Linked DNA regions of Mus musculus: region 2 is linked to region 1. Evidence: chromatin loops called from intact Hi-C (ENCODE). Cell type or tissue: left cerebral cortex. All regions are shown on one strand.

The links. A loop is a pair of places that touch in the nucleus more often than their neighbours do. Peaks named below come from ENCODE experiments on the same cell type or tissue, not always from the same donor. Only the 100,000 strongest peaks of a DNase experiment are listed, where the experiment ranks them.
Region 2: a loop joins it to region 1, with 2.4 times the contacts of the local background. A loop is called at or near these places in 10 of 42 quality-filtered maps.

Annotation. Positions count from the first base shown.
Region 1 is chr14:26,482,541-26,490,540 of GRCm38, reverse strand. It overlaps Slmap (sarcolemma associated protein), which reads left to right. Exons shown (of 23, transcript NM_001310445.1): 2 at 7,575-7,722. Among named protein-coding and RNA genes, the nearest start is that of Gm24031, 11 kb to the left of the region's middle. In left cerebral cortex, a CTCF peak has its summit at 3,935 (motif pointing left); DNase peaks (open chromatin) are centred at 1,908 and 3,932.
Region 2 is chr14:26,613,672-26,621,671 of GRCm38, reverse strand. Dennd6a (DENN/MADD domain containing 6A) reads right to left here. Exons shown (of 20, transcript NM_001134465.2): 13 at 5,016-5,081; 14 at 4,714-4,778; 15 at 2,268-2,357. Among named protein-coding and RNA genes, the nearest start is that of Arf4, 20 kb to the left of the region's middle. In left cerebral cortex, no CTCF peak of the experiment used is centred here; a DNase peak (open chromatin) is centred at 3,802.

The DNA.
Region 1 (8,000 bases):
AGCCATCTCTCCAGCCTCATTGAGCAGTTCTTAAGTGCATTTAGAGAGCTGTTGGATACCACCAAGTGGTATACTTCTCTTGCAGCAACTTTTAGGGTTATCATGCCATGCTGACCATTGTTCTGGTACATAGGTCTCATAGTGGCTGCCCAAACAAAACCTGAACAACAATGATACCACTAGACATGCTAACATGGAAGGGGAGAGCTCAAGGAACCTCAACTATAGACAAGAAACTATAGGCAACTAAGGAGTACTAAAAGCAGGAGAAATAATCTTCCTTAAAGAAGAGATGCAGTTTGGTGATCCAGTACCCAAGTGGTCACCTCTGAAATCATATACATACAAGTAATATTATATGGATAGAACATGTTGTATTTATATGCTAATTAATACACACATACCACCACCACTGCCACCAATTAAAGAAAAAAGCCATAAATTAGAAAGCAAGGGGGAAGGAGGTAGGGGAAGGGTGAAATGATGTAAATATATTACCAATTAAAACATAAAAATTATTATGAAAAATAAAAACAAATCTTAAAAGAACCCATCTGTTAAATAGTGTTGGGTGTAGTGGCTGTGCTTTTGATTCCAGCATTTGGGAAGCACAGGCAGTTGGACCTAAGTGAACTTGAGGCCAGCTAAAGCTATCTGGTGAGGTCGTCTCAACAGTACAATAATTAAATCTCTTAAAGCTCAGTGACTCCCAGTGCACTGGGGGCACAACCCCTTCCTGAAGCATAAACTGCCTGGGGATCTAAGATCTAAACTAGAACTCTCGACAGCCCCCAGACTGTAATGTTAACTGTGACCAGGTTCTGTTTGAGGAAGCCTGTGGATGTACAGTGGCCCACTGTAGTTGCAGAGTGTTTAATGTCTGCTTCTTACAGTTTTTCCACACCCGATTCTTTGTCACTTGAGAAATTTGTATGTGACTATGGGTATGTAAGCATCTAGAATCAATATGTAAATCAAACATTTACTTGGAATAAATAATAAAAATAATTTAAAATAAGTCTGTGATATATATAATATAGATATATATAATTTTGATATTTATTGGTTGAAAGCAGAATTATATAATAGCACAGCTATGGTTGTTTATTTTTATGTATTATGTCTGAACATTTGATAACACTTACAAAATCTTCAAGATTTTTTTACAGAATGGTTCGGTATTTTGATTTTATAATCATGAATAGAATACCACTTATAAATATATAGGACAAAATGGCAGAAATATGTTTGAGGTTATTTCATAAATCATTCAGAAAGTTTTGTCCTACTCCCAAGGCAAAATAACATATTTTTGTGAATTTGAAATCAGAAGTACAAACAAAGGCTTTTAAAATCAAACTTTTTAACCTAATATACTCCAGAGATATCCAAATTTGATGCTTCCATGTTAAGAAATAGCAGTAGTAAAATACTTAAAGGTCTTTGTTTTCTGTAATTAAACAATTGTGTTTCTATGAGGGCGAGCTATTTGGGTTTTTGTTTGTTTTTGTTTTTTTCAAGACAGGGTTTCTCTGTATAGCCCTGGCTGTCCTGGAACTCACTCTGTAGACCAGGCTGGCCTCGAACTCAGAAATCCACCTGCCTCTGCCTCCCAAAGTGCTGGGATTAAAGGCGTGCGCCACCACTGCCCAGCTGAGGGCGAGCTATTTGTATGTGAAGCTCCTACACTGGTCCTGAGCACAAGCCAAGTGTTCCCAGCAGGGTATAATCGCTTTGCATGTTGTGATGGCATGTCAGCACAAAGAACCAGGACTGCCATGAAGTCATGTGCTGTGGGAGCACGTGCTGCCAGAAATACTCCAGATTCATTCATAGTTGTTTTTCAAAGTTAATTTTTGGTTGTTGCACTTTCAGAAAGCCTTAACTGTTGCCATGGGGATCACAACTCACAGTTTAAGAACTTGTGCTCTATAGCAATGAGCCTCTTGGCAGGTGGGTGGTTCCAGAAGTTGAGTCCCTGGCTCCAGGCAGCGATTGGAGGCATGGAAGATGATTAAGGTCAGCCCCTAACCATCTGTGACGGATCACTTCACCCTGTCTGATCACTGCCTGAGCGGAGCCTCCTGTTGCCTGAAGGCCCAGCCTGCACTCTGACACTGCTGTTTGTCTTACCCTGGGGCTGTGAGGTTGACTTCAACCCTGCTCTTTATGCTTGGTACTTCTCAGGCCATCCAGGGTAACTCAGCTTTAGAGAATGGATTCTCTCAAGGTGGCACAGGCCAAGCAGCCCCGGAGAGACACAGCCAGGGACACAATTGGGCAGCTCTGAAGTGCCCCAAACCCTGGACCTGGGGCTGTGAGGGCTGTAGGCTTGTTCTTTGGGAGGATCACTGTCTTCTGCCTCACCAGGGCTGTCTGCCGCACCCTTGAGGCCCGTGTGCACCCCCACCCCCACTGGCACACCCCTTGTTCTTTGTGTCTCCACATCTCAGTTTCTCAGCTCCTTTCAGCTGTCTCTCTTTACTATTTCCCATTGCTCTTTCCTTCATTGTGATAGTGTTTGCTTTTATTATACTGGCTCTCTTCGGACACCAAGTCGCACACAAATGGCTTTAATCTGCAGTTTTACCCTGACGTTAGGTTGCTGTTCTGTGTCTGAAGGTTCGTTGTTGAGTTTTTGTGTTAGGAAGCTGCCTGCTGATTCCACCCTCCTCTGAGTGTTTACAAGCAGAGGTGCTGTGCTCCTTCAAATGCCTTTTCTGCGTAGATTGAGACGGCTGTGAGGTTCTCCCTTTCTATTAGTGCATAACGTTGGCTGACTTATGTCTTCTGAGGTGGCATGTAGCATTGATTACTTTTCTTACGTGGCACTGCTTGTGATAGGCAAATCACACTTTTTAAACAGTAAAAGTTAGTTACTTTTCTAACTTAGGTGAGTTCTGCATTAGTCCTTCATGTCACTTTCGGAGAGGTTAAAATACACAGTAATCTGTGATTACGGTCTGATCTGCTCCCTCCGGAGTCAGGTACCAAGCAAGGTTCCATTCTGGGAATGCATACTGGTGCTGTCCAGATTTCTGCTGTTCTGGAGGGTAGGCAGACCAAGGGTGAGTGATACCATTCGTTTTCTTACTGATTTTCAGAACCCCTTTCCTTTCCTTTCCCTTTCCCTTTCCCTTTCCCTTTCCCTTTCCCTTTCCCTTTCCCTTTCCCTTTCCCTTTCCCTTTCCCTTTCCCTTTCCCTTTCCCTTTCCCTTCCCCTTCCCCTTTCCCTTTCCCTTACCCTCCCCCTTCCCCTTCCGCTTCCCCTTCCGCTTCCGCTTCCCCTTCCCCTTCCCCTTCCCCTTCCCCTTCCCCTTCCCCTTTCCTTCCTCTAATAAAATCTAGGTTCTGCATGAAAGGGAACATGGAGTATTTTTCTTCCCATTATTTCCTCTTCTCTGTTTAGACCTCTCTCTCTCCCTCACCCCCCCCCCCCCCCCACACACACACACAAGTATAAAGGCCTAGAGTTCCTGTTGGGGAGAAAACATGCAGTGGCTGGCACCAGCTCACTTATATTACTTTGTTCTTGAATGAATGTTTGTGCACTGCTCTAAGTGTTTGCATATTTCCTTGAGTTCTAGCAAGGCTGGCTCTGGAGGTGTTATTGATTTCTTTCCTTTTTTTAAAGTGTCTCTGTGTGGACGGACGCTGAGAGGAGCCACTACCCTGGTGCCCTGGCGGTCTGCCTTTGATAATTTCTCTGCGGTTTTATAACAATTGCTTCCATATTGCTTTTCATTTCTCTTTAGGCACTGTTTATTGTACTTAATGACACCAACTTTTCTTGTAGAACCCTTTCTATTTATTTTTTTACCTCCTCCGACCTTTTCTGAGGTCTCCCCACCCCTGTGCTCGCTATCTTGTGTCTTCAGTTATTTTTCCTTAAGTTCCTTAGTTTGTTTCCAAGTTCACAGAGCGCCCTCTTGTGTTGTTTTTTGTGAAACGTTCTAAAACTACATGAGTTTATTTTTCCTTCTCCACTTTTTATGGATCTTTTCTTTTGCCATCCCTGTTGGCACTTCTGACTCCATTTCCAGCTGCTTTCTTTCCATTATGAGAAGCTGTGTCTTGGAAGGCAGCTTTGGTTGGCTGGTTTGTTTTAAGAATTTCCATAGGGAGACCTTGTTTACCATAGTGGTAGAGCCTAATTTTTCACTGAGAAAGGCTCTGGGTTCAACTAGGAACCAAGTATATATGGTTATTGGATTGAGCTAGATGTTTCTATTTTCAACTTCTCTTGCTGTCCTCCAAACTGTCCCCTGGTAGCCATTTTGTGATTCTCAGGTCTGGTCACCCTGTATATGGTCATGCAGTGGTTTTCTCTGTTTTTGTTTTGAGGCTCATGTGGATATCTCACTATCTACTTGTCCTATAAATGCTGTCTGTGGGGGTCTGGATTTTGGCTTTTTGTCTTAGTCACTCTGTTCAGTTTTATGTGACAGTTGAGATAGATTTAAAATGTGTGTGTGTGTGTGTGTGCACACATGCGTGCGTGCATTACCTGCAGTCCATACAGAACTCATTTTGTAACCACACTTAGAAAACTCCCCCATATAGTGCTAAGGCTGTCGCTGTTTGTGGAGTGCTTGCCAAGCTTGTCTCCGCACTACTTTACTAAGCACTTGGGAGTGATGCGTGTCAGAAGTTCAAGCTCACCCTCTGCTTGGAGCAAGTCTGCGGCCAACCTGGGGCATGTGCGAGCTTGTCTTGAGGACTAAATGAACCAACATCTTCAATATGGAGTTAGAATTTGTTGTTATCTGTTATATATGTGATCTCTCTCTCTCTCTCTCTCTCTCTCTCTCTCTCTCTCTCCTTCCCTCCTTCTCTCCCCCCTCCTTCTCCCCCCGCCCAACCATGCTTTTGTTTTGTTGGGAGCATCAGCTCTTTCTGATTATTTGGATATTTGCAAAGCCTTTCAACATTGAAAAATTTTCAGAGCATCAGTCTGTTGTTACAGATACCGCTTTAAGGAGTCAGTCTGTGCATATGTACATATGCAGAGCTAGGAGTGGGCACTAGTGTGCCATGGGGAGACATGAGAGAGGAAACAGTCACACAGGACTGCTGCTCTAGGCTACAGCAGAAACTGCCTTATATTTCTAAGGTATTTGGAAGCCATTAGACTAGAAACAAACAAAAAAATGAGCAAGTAATATAAATAACATGGACCAGCTAAGTGGAGACCAAAGATAGCATGGTCGATTTTAAAAAGAACATGCATTAATACTGATTTATTATTTTTTATTTAAAAGGCTGCTATTTTTAATTATATGTAGAATGTACAAATAAGCTGTTGGTCCATAATCTATGTTATAGACTTTTATTTGCTTTTCAACAAAGTTTTAAAAAATAAATAGTACTGAACCTTGTTCCATGAACTTTTATTTTTTTCTTTTACTTTGCATATTAAAACAAGAACAACAACAGGGCTGGAGCAATGGTTCAGAGCATCTTTGCCAGGGACTCGGAACTGATTCTCAACACTCATGTGGTAGTTCACAGGCATCCGAAGTTCCAGGGATTGCACACCCTCTCTGGCCTCTGGGCATCCAGCATGCACATGGTGCAGGAATAGACACGCTGGCAAAACACCCAACCATATGTAAATAAAACTAATGTAGAGTATTAAAAAGATAGGAATTTAATCCTGTGAATTCACTTAGCTGGTGAGCAGGTCATTATTAGAAGTTTGAAGTGACTGTAAGTTTGTACTAGCTATGTATGTCATTTCCAGGCATAAATACTAAAAAGTTAAACCAGAATCCATTTGTTGTTACATTTCCTAATGATATATTAAAAGTATTCCCCTCCATTTCTTTATACAATAAGTTCTAATGCTAAAAGAGGTTTTGTGAATAACTGTTCTTTCCTGATAGGGCTGCCTGTTCTTGTCTTTCTGGTGTTAAGGGATGTAAATTTTGGATAGATTTGTAAAATATCAACAGAATTTAATGACCTGTAATTAAATGTATGAATTGCTAGACAAAGTCAGCAGTTGTTTTGTGTTGAAATTTTAAACAATAAATCATTTACAGATAGTATAGTAGCCTTTAAATTGTTACCTGGGAATAAATGAAATGAACTGTCATTTTTAGCAAATTATTGATGTGATTAATTTTGAAGAGTGCTTGAGAGATGAATGAAGGATAATGAAACATGAAAGTTATATTCTTCTGATCTTACTGAGTCCTTGTCTGTGTGTGTTACCTCTGTGGTCTTTGGAAAGATAATTTAACTTGTTTAACCATCACATTTCTTATTTATATATGAATCTATTAGTCTGTATTGGAGATGTTTTCATTTTACTCTTGCGGTTAGGTTTCATTATATTACTTAGGCTGGCATGGCACTATCACGCTGGTATTGTTCAGACTGGTATCAAATTCAGACTCTTGAGTGCTGGGTTACAGATATGGTCTACTATTTCAGAATTAAAATTCACCTTTTAAAGTGTTTAGCTTAGTAGCTTTTAGTGCATACATGGTATTGTACAACCATATTTTTTCACTATTTCTAAAAGAAACTATCAATCAGTCACTCTGCTACCTTAGTTCCCTGTAATCATTGATGTACTTGTGTTTTTATGTATTTACACATTTGGTATGTTTGGGGAAAATGACCTAATACAATGTATGCTCTTTGGAGACTTGTGGTGATCTCTGCAGCTGGTTCTCCCTTGCCACCTTCTGTACTGTCCTGCTGGACATTGAATCCAGGACCTTGTGTGTGCCTACAAGCACTCTGTCCTGAGCTGCCACCAGTCCTCATTTCTCTATTCCCTTTTCTTCTGAGACAGGCTCTTCTTCTTCTGTCCTTGATCTCATAATCCTCCTGCCTCAGCCCCCTGAATGCTGGCATGTGCTGTCACTCTTGTCCCTAGCTATCTTCTTTGCATTGAGTTCTCATGCAATGTAGGCTCATCATGTGACGGTGTCCATGTGTCAGTACTTGATTCTTTTTTTTTTTTTTTTTTTTTTTTTTTTGGTTTTTTGAGACAGGGTTTCTCTGTGTAGCCCTGGCTGTCCTGGAGCTCACTTTGTAGACCAGGCTGGCCTTGAACTCAGAAATCCGACTGCCTCTGCCTCCCAAGTGCTGGGATTAATTAAAGGTGTGTGCCACCACCGCCCGGCTCAGTACTTAATTCTTTTGTGCTGTCATATACGAGATACGCTGCATTTGTAGTGGAGCCAGTTGATAGACGTTTCCATTGTTTCTGTTTTTTATTTTTTATGAACAATGCTATTATGACTGTTTTGTGAAGACGTGTTTTCTACTATTCTGGATAAATACAAGGAATTTTGGAACTGTTGGGTTGTAGTCTAACTATGTTTAACACTTTGAAGACATGGTAACACAATCTGCTTGGCTCTACCATATGTTCAGTTCTCTTTTAAGGTATCTTGTTTTAAGGTTTTGTTTATATATATTGAATACTAACTGAAATGAGTGGTTTCAGTTGATAGGGGAAACGTCTACGTGAAGTAGTTTGCAAAGTGACAGACAGTCCTTCTTTAAAAGTTTTGAGACGATTACCTCTAACCATTTGCTTTTCATTTTCCTTTCAGTTCTATCTCCAAGACACTAAAAGTAGTAATGGTACCTTTATAAATAGCCAGAGATTGAGTCGAGGCTCTGAAGAAAGTCCGCCATGCGAAATTCTTTCTGGTGACATCATCCAGTTTGGGGTGGATGTGACGGAGAATACCCGGAAAGGTATGAGTATGATTGGTCCTTCCTGTCGCTTATCTGCATAGGATTTAGCGTTCTTTGTAGTGCTATAAAACATTACTCTCTTGAAAACGCTACTTAAGGACACATGAAGCAAAAAATTTAAAGTTTTACTCACTTCCGTTTTGCTTTTTTAAAATTTATAAATTATAAAATATTAGTAGTGAATATTCTTTGTCATGTTATAAAATTATAGGGAGCTATAGTGTCAGGAAGCGCTTGGCTGCAGTGCCATCCCACCCAGTTAAGATGAACTTACAGCG
Region 2 (8,000 bases), 130 kb before region 1:
TTTAAAAATTAGTTCAGTTAGGTGGGTGGTCTTTAATCCCAAAGTTAAAATCCCACTAAAAGCTTTAATCCTAGCACTTGGGGAGCAAAGGCAGGGAGATCTCTGTGGTTTACAGAGTTATGAGTTTGAGGATAGCCAGGACTACACAGAGAAATCATATCTTGAAAAACGAAACAAACTGATTCAGTGGAAACCCTTCGATTTCTAAAAATGAAACACTGGTATTAAACTCACTACTGTAAGGGTTTCTGTGATTGGATATAAAGCATCCTACCAAAAGACTCATATGTTAAAGCTTGGTTCCCTAGCTGGGATACAACTGAGAGGTGAGTGAATGGTAGAAACACTAAAGTCATCAATGGGTTAATCCACTGCTAAACTTGTATGGAATGAGCTAGGAAGAGGTAGGACCTTACAAGAGGTCACAGACAGGACAACCCTGGATGGGAAACCTTGTCCCTTTCTCACAAAGTATGCAGCCTCTGCTACAGGTTCACACTGCTGTGACAGACTACCTTGCTTCAAGCCTAAAACAGTGGACAGGCTGACCTTTCACTCAAGTCTCTGAAATTATGAGCAAAACTAAATCCTCCGTTTGAACTGAGAATTTGTCACAGTGACAAAGTACTTAAATAATAAATTGTGGCTTTATGGTGATACAACTTTAATAGTCTTTAATGGGCTTTGGGGCACCTAAAAAAACCTACATTTAGCAAGGTGTGGTGGCACACATAATACCAGCATTCACAAGGCAGACACACAAAAAGATTGTCCCAAATTTGGAGCCAGGCTGATCTGCATAGTGGGTTCCATGCCAGCCAAGGATAAGGAGGAAAGAAAGGACAGACAAAAGGGAGGGAAGAAAGGACCGACAGAAGGGAGAGAGAGGGAGAGAGACAGAGACAGACAGGGGAGACTATACTTGACTACTGGTTCTTACGTAACAAATACGAATGAAGATATAGCCACCTGCACCACTGTAAAGTTCATAAACAAACCTGCTCTTGCCTTTGCAATACAAGGCCTTTTCAGTGTTGTTGAAGGGCTTTTTGTTGGTGGTAGTGGTGGTTTTTGGTTTTGGTTTTTTGTTGTTGTTGGTTTTGAGGCAGGAATGCACTCTGGGCCCTTGACTGGCCTCTGATTTTCAACAATCCTGCTGTTCCTGTCTTGTAAGTGCTGGGATTGTTAGGTAATCACCATGGATCGTCAAGTTTTATATCAAAGGTAGCTAGCTGGTATCTTGGAATGTTTATCACCTGGAATTATGGATTGAATTTTATTGTTTTGAGCTCAACATCCCATGCTCTTAATATCAGAAGTGTAGTGTAGGGATGTAGCTCAATGGCAGAGTATTTGCTTTGCAAGTGCAAGATCCTTACACCACCCTCCCTTCATTACCACCCGACGCCAATCAGTTTAACTCTATGCATTCTGGATGGTGGAGGTTTGAATGAGAATAGGATCATATATTTAAATACTTACTCCCACAGGTGGAAACATTTGGGAAGTATTAGGAGGTATGGCCTTGTTGGAAGAAGTGTATCACTGAGGGTTAGCTTGAGCTTTGAAAGCTCAGGCCATTCCCAGTTAGCTTTCTCTGCCTCAAGACTGTGAATCAAGACTTAGGCTCTTAGCTATTGCTCCAACACTGTGACGTCATGCATACTGCCATGCCCCCACCATGATGGTCACAGACTCTAATCCTCTGCAACTATAAGCTCAAATAAACTTTTGTTGTATACACTGCCTTGACCATAGTCTCTTATCACAGAAATAAAAAAGCAATGCAAATAATTCTGTGTCTATTTCAAAAGAATGGTGAATAAAAAAAGAATAAAAATTGTATTAGTATCTCAATAAAGACTTATAATGTGTGACTACCCTTCAAGAAGCCTATGACCATGTTCTCAGGGATCTTTCTGATTGTTCTTCTTTCTCTTAAACCTAGTGCTTGTAATGTACACTGTCCATCTCTTAATAAACTCCAACCCTGCTTCAAAAAATGCATTAATGAACTTCAAAGTTATTCAGGGACCATAGAATTAGGCACATCTCAAGGACAAGCAGACTGAAGCCAGATGACTTACCTACTTCCTTAGTGAACTACTTACTTACCAAGTGAACTGGAGCCAGGGATCCACACCTCTCCTAAGTGGCTGGATTGTAAATCACTAAACCCATTAATTGGCAAAGCATATAACTTAAGATTTGAAAGATGGGAATCACATTTATACACACTCAGTAAATCATTAAGATTAATAACTTACTAATGGAATGATGAAACTTTGTGTTAGTTCCAAAAAATAGCGCCGGAGAATAACACTTTGGGCCTCAGAAGGACGCTTCTGCTGTATACCCTTGCAAGAAGAAAATGGAAATCCATATTTTAGTGTCAGGAAATGTAAGATAACAACCAACTCCAACTACTTTGTAACTAGACATTTAAATTTAGTACCAACCAACCAACCAAAATACTTAGAATGTTATACTGAAATAATTTAATTTTAAGTTCATTTTGTAAATTTTGTAAAAGGAAGCTTTAGCTGAAGGCTGGGGAGAGAAAGCTTAACTGTAACTGTACTAAGTTACAGCTTGACAGAGCAAGCTATACCTTATTGTACAGCAGGGTAATCATAGAATAATTATGTACTAAATATCTAAAAAAAAAAAAACAAGAAAGGATTTTAAATGTTTTCACTACAAAGAAATGATAAATGTTTGAAGAAATGGGATTGTTTAACCTGACGAAAGATGATACAATATATACATGTATCAAAATACCACAGTATTATATTAATACAAATAATTTGCATTTATCATTCAAATATAAATTTAATTTAAAAATCCTCAGAGTAAAACCCAAGAACATATATGTATTAATATCATTTATCACATACTTAAGAGCATCACTTCACAATGAAAATAATCTTTATTTTACATACATTATATTAATACTACTAACATTTCTTAAAACAAAAAGCCCCCCAATTTTTCTCTTACTGTTAGTGATATTTTCACAATGTCTAGGTTTCCAGAATGACTGGCATTTCCCCATATCTACAGAGCCAACACTCAAGTCTGTGCGCTGGCATGTTGATTATGTGTGTGTGCACCTTACCAACTGAACCACCTTTGCAGCCCCTTGCCTTTTGATTATTTTTAAATTAAAAAAAATTATTTACATTGTTGAGAGCTTTTGGTGCCACTTGTAGAACTTTGGCATCTGTCACTGGGCTCAGATCGGGATGTGAGACCCAGTGACCCCGGGGCTTTGTGTGCTGCTTTCCTACATCACTGCCTGTGTGACCCTTTGCTTGCGCTTTACTTACGTACTGTCTGTGTGACCGCCTTGATGACTTTTGTAGTCTTTGCTCTAAGAACTGACCGTGTGTTTTGGATGTACCTAGAATGTTACAGAGCAGGCTGCAGAGACAGAAAGCAGCCTCAGCCTCAGCGCTGGCTGGAGTCTGGGATCATTTTGTCTGTTTTTCTTCGTTTTCAACCTTCACTCCCTCCCTTGAGATCCTGTTGACTGAGCTGGCTTGGTCAATACATTAGTTTGTATGTGTGCGTGTGCATGTGTGCCAAGGAGCGGTTGTGTAGATCAGAGGACAACATGCAGGGGTCAGTTCTGTCTTTATTATGGACATCCTGAGACAACTCAGGTTTATGCATTTATTTTGTATGTAGCAGTGTGTGTGTATGACTGGGGATGCGGGAAGAAGCACATACATACCACTGCAAAATATGTGGAGGGCAATTTGTGGGAGTTAGTTTTCTCCTCTCTCTTGCAGCATGTGGGTCCTTCCCAGAGACTGAATCAGGTTGTCAGCTTGGCAGCCAACGCCATCCCCTGGTGAGTCATCTCACCATACCTATGTGTCTACTTTTGAGACAAGGGCCTGATAGGTCTAGAACTTAGATCCTTCCGTCTCAAGTTTCCTAGTGCTGATACTACAAGGTTGAGCAACAACATACAAACCTAAGGTTGGATTTAAGTGATTCAGGGCGGGGGCGGGCGGGGGGGGGGGGGAAGTGTGCATCAGAGCTAGCAAGATGCAGCAGTGAGTAAAGGTATTTTCCCCTGGAACCCAAATAAAACGTGGAAAGAGAGAATTTCATACGCACACACACACAAACACACAGATTTTTTTAATTTTTCAAAGATAATGCAAGTCAAAGCAAGATGGCACATGCCTGTAATACAGCACTTAGGAGGCAGAAGCAGGACGATTACAAGTTCAAGGCCAGCCTGGTCTGCATAGTAAGCTCTAAGCCAGCCAGGGCTAAAAGAAGAAAAACTAAGATTCTAAGTTAGGGATATGTGTTAAAGGTAAAGCCTTTACCTAGCATGCATGAGGCTCAATCAGCAGCAGAGGGTTTAAAAAGTGAAGTTCAACTTCACATTATTATATAAAAACAAACAACAATAACAAAACAAGAACCGCACACTGCCTGACTAAATCTTACATACCTCAAGGAGGAGATTTAAATTAATAATATGGGGGGCTGGTGAGATGGCTCAGCAGTTAAGAGCAGTAACTGCTCTTCCAAAGGTCCTGAGTTCAAATCCCAGCAACCACATGGTGGCTCACAACCATTCGTAATGAGATCTGATGCCCTCTTCTGGGGTGTCTGAAGACAGCTACAGTGTACTTACATATAATAAATAAATCTTTTAAAAGATAATTAATAATATGAGCAGCTATTTACCTTCTGAAGTTGTTTTATGATCTCCTCATCTCTGTTTAGATATGGCTTGTAAGAAGTATAAACTCCTAAGAAAAGAAGATAAACAGAAAAAGCCAACAACCTAGGTGAGTATATACTTAAAATTAATAAAAGTACGGGCCAACAAACTGACTCAGCAGGGAAAGGTGATTGTGCAAGCCACACTCCATGACTCCCATCTCTAAAATCCACGGTAGAGAGAGAGAAATACCTCTCCCAGACCACCCTCTGACCTCCACACATGCACTGTCGCACAAGTAGATACAAATAAGAGAAGTCAATACCAGGTTTAGAATCCAGAGTTTTTAGGTTCTTCAGCTTTTTCACTTTAACTTGCTTAGGAATTTCACCTGAAAGAAAAAACAAAAATTCTTGTAAACTGGGCTGTAATTTAGTGATAGAATGTTTGCCTACCATGCACAAAATTCCATCATCAACATCATAATACTTTTAGTTACAATCATACATGCTCTATATATTATGGCTAAAACATAATGTGCAACAAGAACTAAATGCCAGGGAAAGAAATAATTTAGCAGAATGTTTCCTATTCTTTTCTGTTTTTTCTTTCTTTTTTTTTAAGATTTACTTATTTATTTATTTATTTTATGAATGTGAGTGCACTGTAGCTGTGCAGATGGTTGTGAGTGAGCCTTCATGTGGTTGTTGGGAACTGAATTTTAGGACCTCTGCTCGCTCCCGTCAACTCCGCTCACTCAGTCCCTGCTTGCTCCAGCCCAAAGATTTATTTTTTTTTTAATTTTTTTAGATTTATTTATTTATTATATGTAAGTACACTGTAGCTGTCTTCAGACACTCCAGAAGAGGGAGTCAGATCTCGTTAAGGATGGTTGTGAGCCACCATGTGGTTGCTGGGATTTGAACTCCAGACCTTCGGAAGAGCAGTCGGGTGCTCTTACCCACTGAGCCATCTCACCAGCCCCCAAAGATTTATATTATAGATACTACTATTAAGTACACTGTAGCTGTCTTCAGACACACCAGAGAGCGCATCCATCAGATCTCATTACAGATGGTTGTGAGCCACCGTGTGGTTGTTGGGAATTGAACTCAGAACCTTCGGAAGAGCAGCCAGTGCTCTTACCAGCTGACCCATCTCTCCAGCCCAAGTTTCCTATTTCTTATTGTCACTAAGTTCTTGGTAATAATGAAAATACTGCCTTTTCTTTTTGAAATGAGAAATGACAAGAGCCCAGCAGTGCAGCAGGCTTCACTCTGACTCAGAGACGTCATCAGGTGTATGACAGACTCGGGGCTCCAGTGCTAGCCATCCATGGAAGGAGTGGCAGGTGGACCTGAGCTCACTCACTTCTCGCATGCACAGAAGTTTCAACTGTTTTAAAAACATAAAATGGATGCCAGACAACTCTGGGAAAGGGCACCAATGCAAGGAAACAATCCAGGTCTGTGATTATATTTAATTTACAAAGTTATTCAGGGCCCAATGCTAACAGACAAAAAAGAGGGCCTTCACATTAGTACAATCATCTTAATGCACCTTTGAATATCTGTACATACATCTTAACTTAGGCCAAATATTTTATCTTTCTTGTTGTAAACCAATCCACTTTCTGATTAGAAATGAACAGTCTACAATTAGAGCCAAGAGAAACCAGCACAACTGTGTTTTCCTCAGAGGACATTATCCTTCGGCTTTATTTCTCCATTGCGTATAAAGTGGATGGACCAGGTAGATACAAACAGAAAAAGAAACTTCTATGCATCAGGACTAACTACCTGCCAGTGTTAAAACTCAACAACAATAATAGGATAATTATAAACTCCTGAGCCCAAAAGACAGACTCTGTTCTGCCATGCCTTCCCTCTGGGGCCCACAGGGTATGCTCTTTTGTAGGTCTATAAACTCTGTTTTAAGTTTTCAAAGCCAGAATCCCCAATATAATTTTATGCTGTACAACCTGTGTAACATATGCACTGGCTTCTTGAGTTCAAGAAACCAAACAGTGCCATAAGACACATTCCAGACATTCATGGTTGTAAAATTAAATCTGATTTTGTGAAAGTGACTCTCAATCCACAAAAAAAGTAAAGGAAAAGTTAGATACAATGAACTTCATCAAAACTGAAAACCGGTGCCTAAAGGGGCTCTGTAGCTGGTCTTTGCTACTTTCTGGGTGTTTCTTTTTCCCACTCTTCCCCACCCCCTTTAGCCCACAACCACTAGATAGGAGAGAAACAAAGATAGAGGGGAGAAAGTTATTAGAAATAGTCCTGACTCTAGTTTCTTTCCTTGTGTTTCTTCTACTAACAAACCACAACCAACCTCTCTAAACGACCAACAACCATCACCCCTCTTCTCAGTCCCTACCACTCATACACCCTCTGAGAAAGTTCCCAGAATTCCAAATGTCACACAACTGCAGAAACTATCTGTAGCTAGCAAAACCATGCCACTGCTAGAGCATGAGGTAAGTCAAAGTCAGGTGCTGTGGTCATTCAAAGCATCCCCACATCTCCATATCTGGGATTAAAACAAGAGCACACATTCTTATATTTCTGTGTGTTTTAAAGAAACCAAAATCCAAAATTGTCATTACAGGGACTCAGAGAGTAAAACAATAAAAAATTTACAAAGCATGTCTGATAAGAGACCAGCACCCAGACATATAAAGAACTGAGACAACCAATGATGAGAAGTCTTAAACATTTCCAAAGAAGGCATATAAAAGACTCATGTAAAGACACTCGACATTATTAATCACTAGGGAAAAGAAAATGTAAACCTATTGGGGTGACCTTCCTTACAGTGTATTGATTATGCTGCATTTTTAATTGTTAATTCTGTACCAGCAGAGAGAGAAGTGCTGGCAGGATCTGGTGTCGACATCTCCATGACCATCACCAGGTTTTCTTTTATAAATGTTTTTCCTTCCACACCTGCCCAAAACACATGCAGGTGGGGCAACCTTCACTGACTAAAGTAGCCAAAGAGATGTTTTGCCATTGTCTTACTGCTGATTGGTAATAATAAAGAGCTGGCAGCCAAGTGCTGGGGCAAACGTGGTGGAACTTTGGGCAACCAGAGAGACAAGCAGAGGCAAGAGGATCAAAGAGGGCATGGAATGGTAACCTGAGTGGAGAAGGGTAAAGTGCCAGCCATGTGGAGGGGGCTAGAGGGAAGTCAGTGTAAGTTAAATGAGCTAGCAGAGAAACTGACCCTGGTTTACATAGTGAGTTCCAGGACATCCAGGGCTACATAAAGACCTTGTCTCAAAAAACAAAAACAA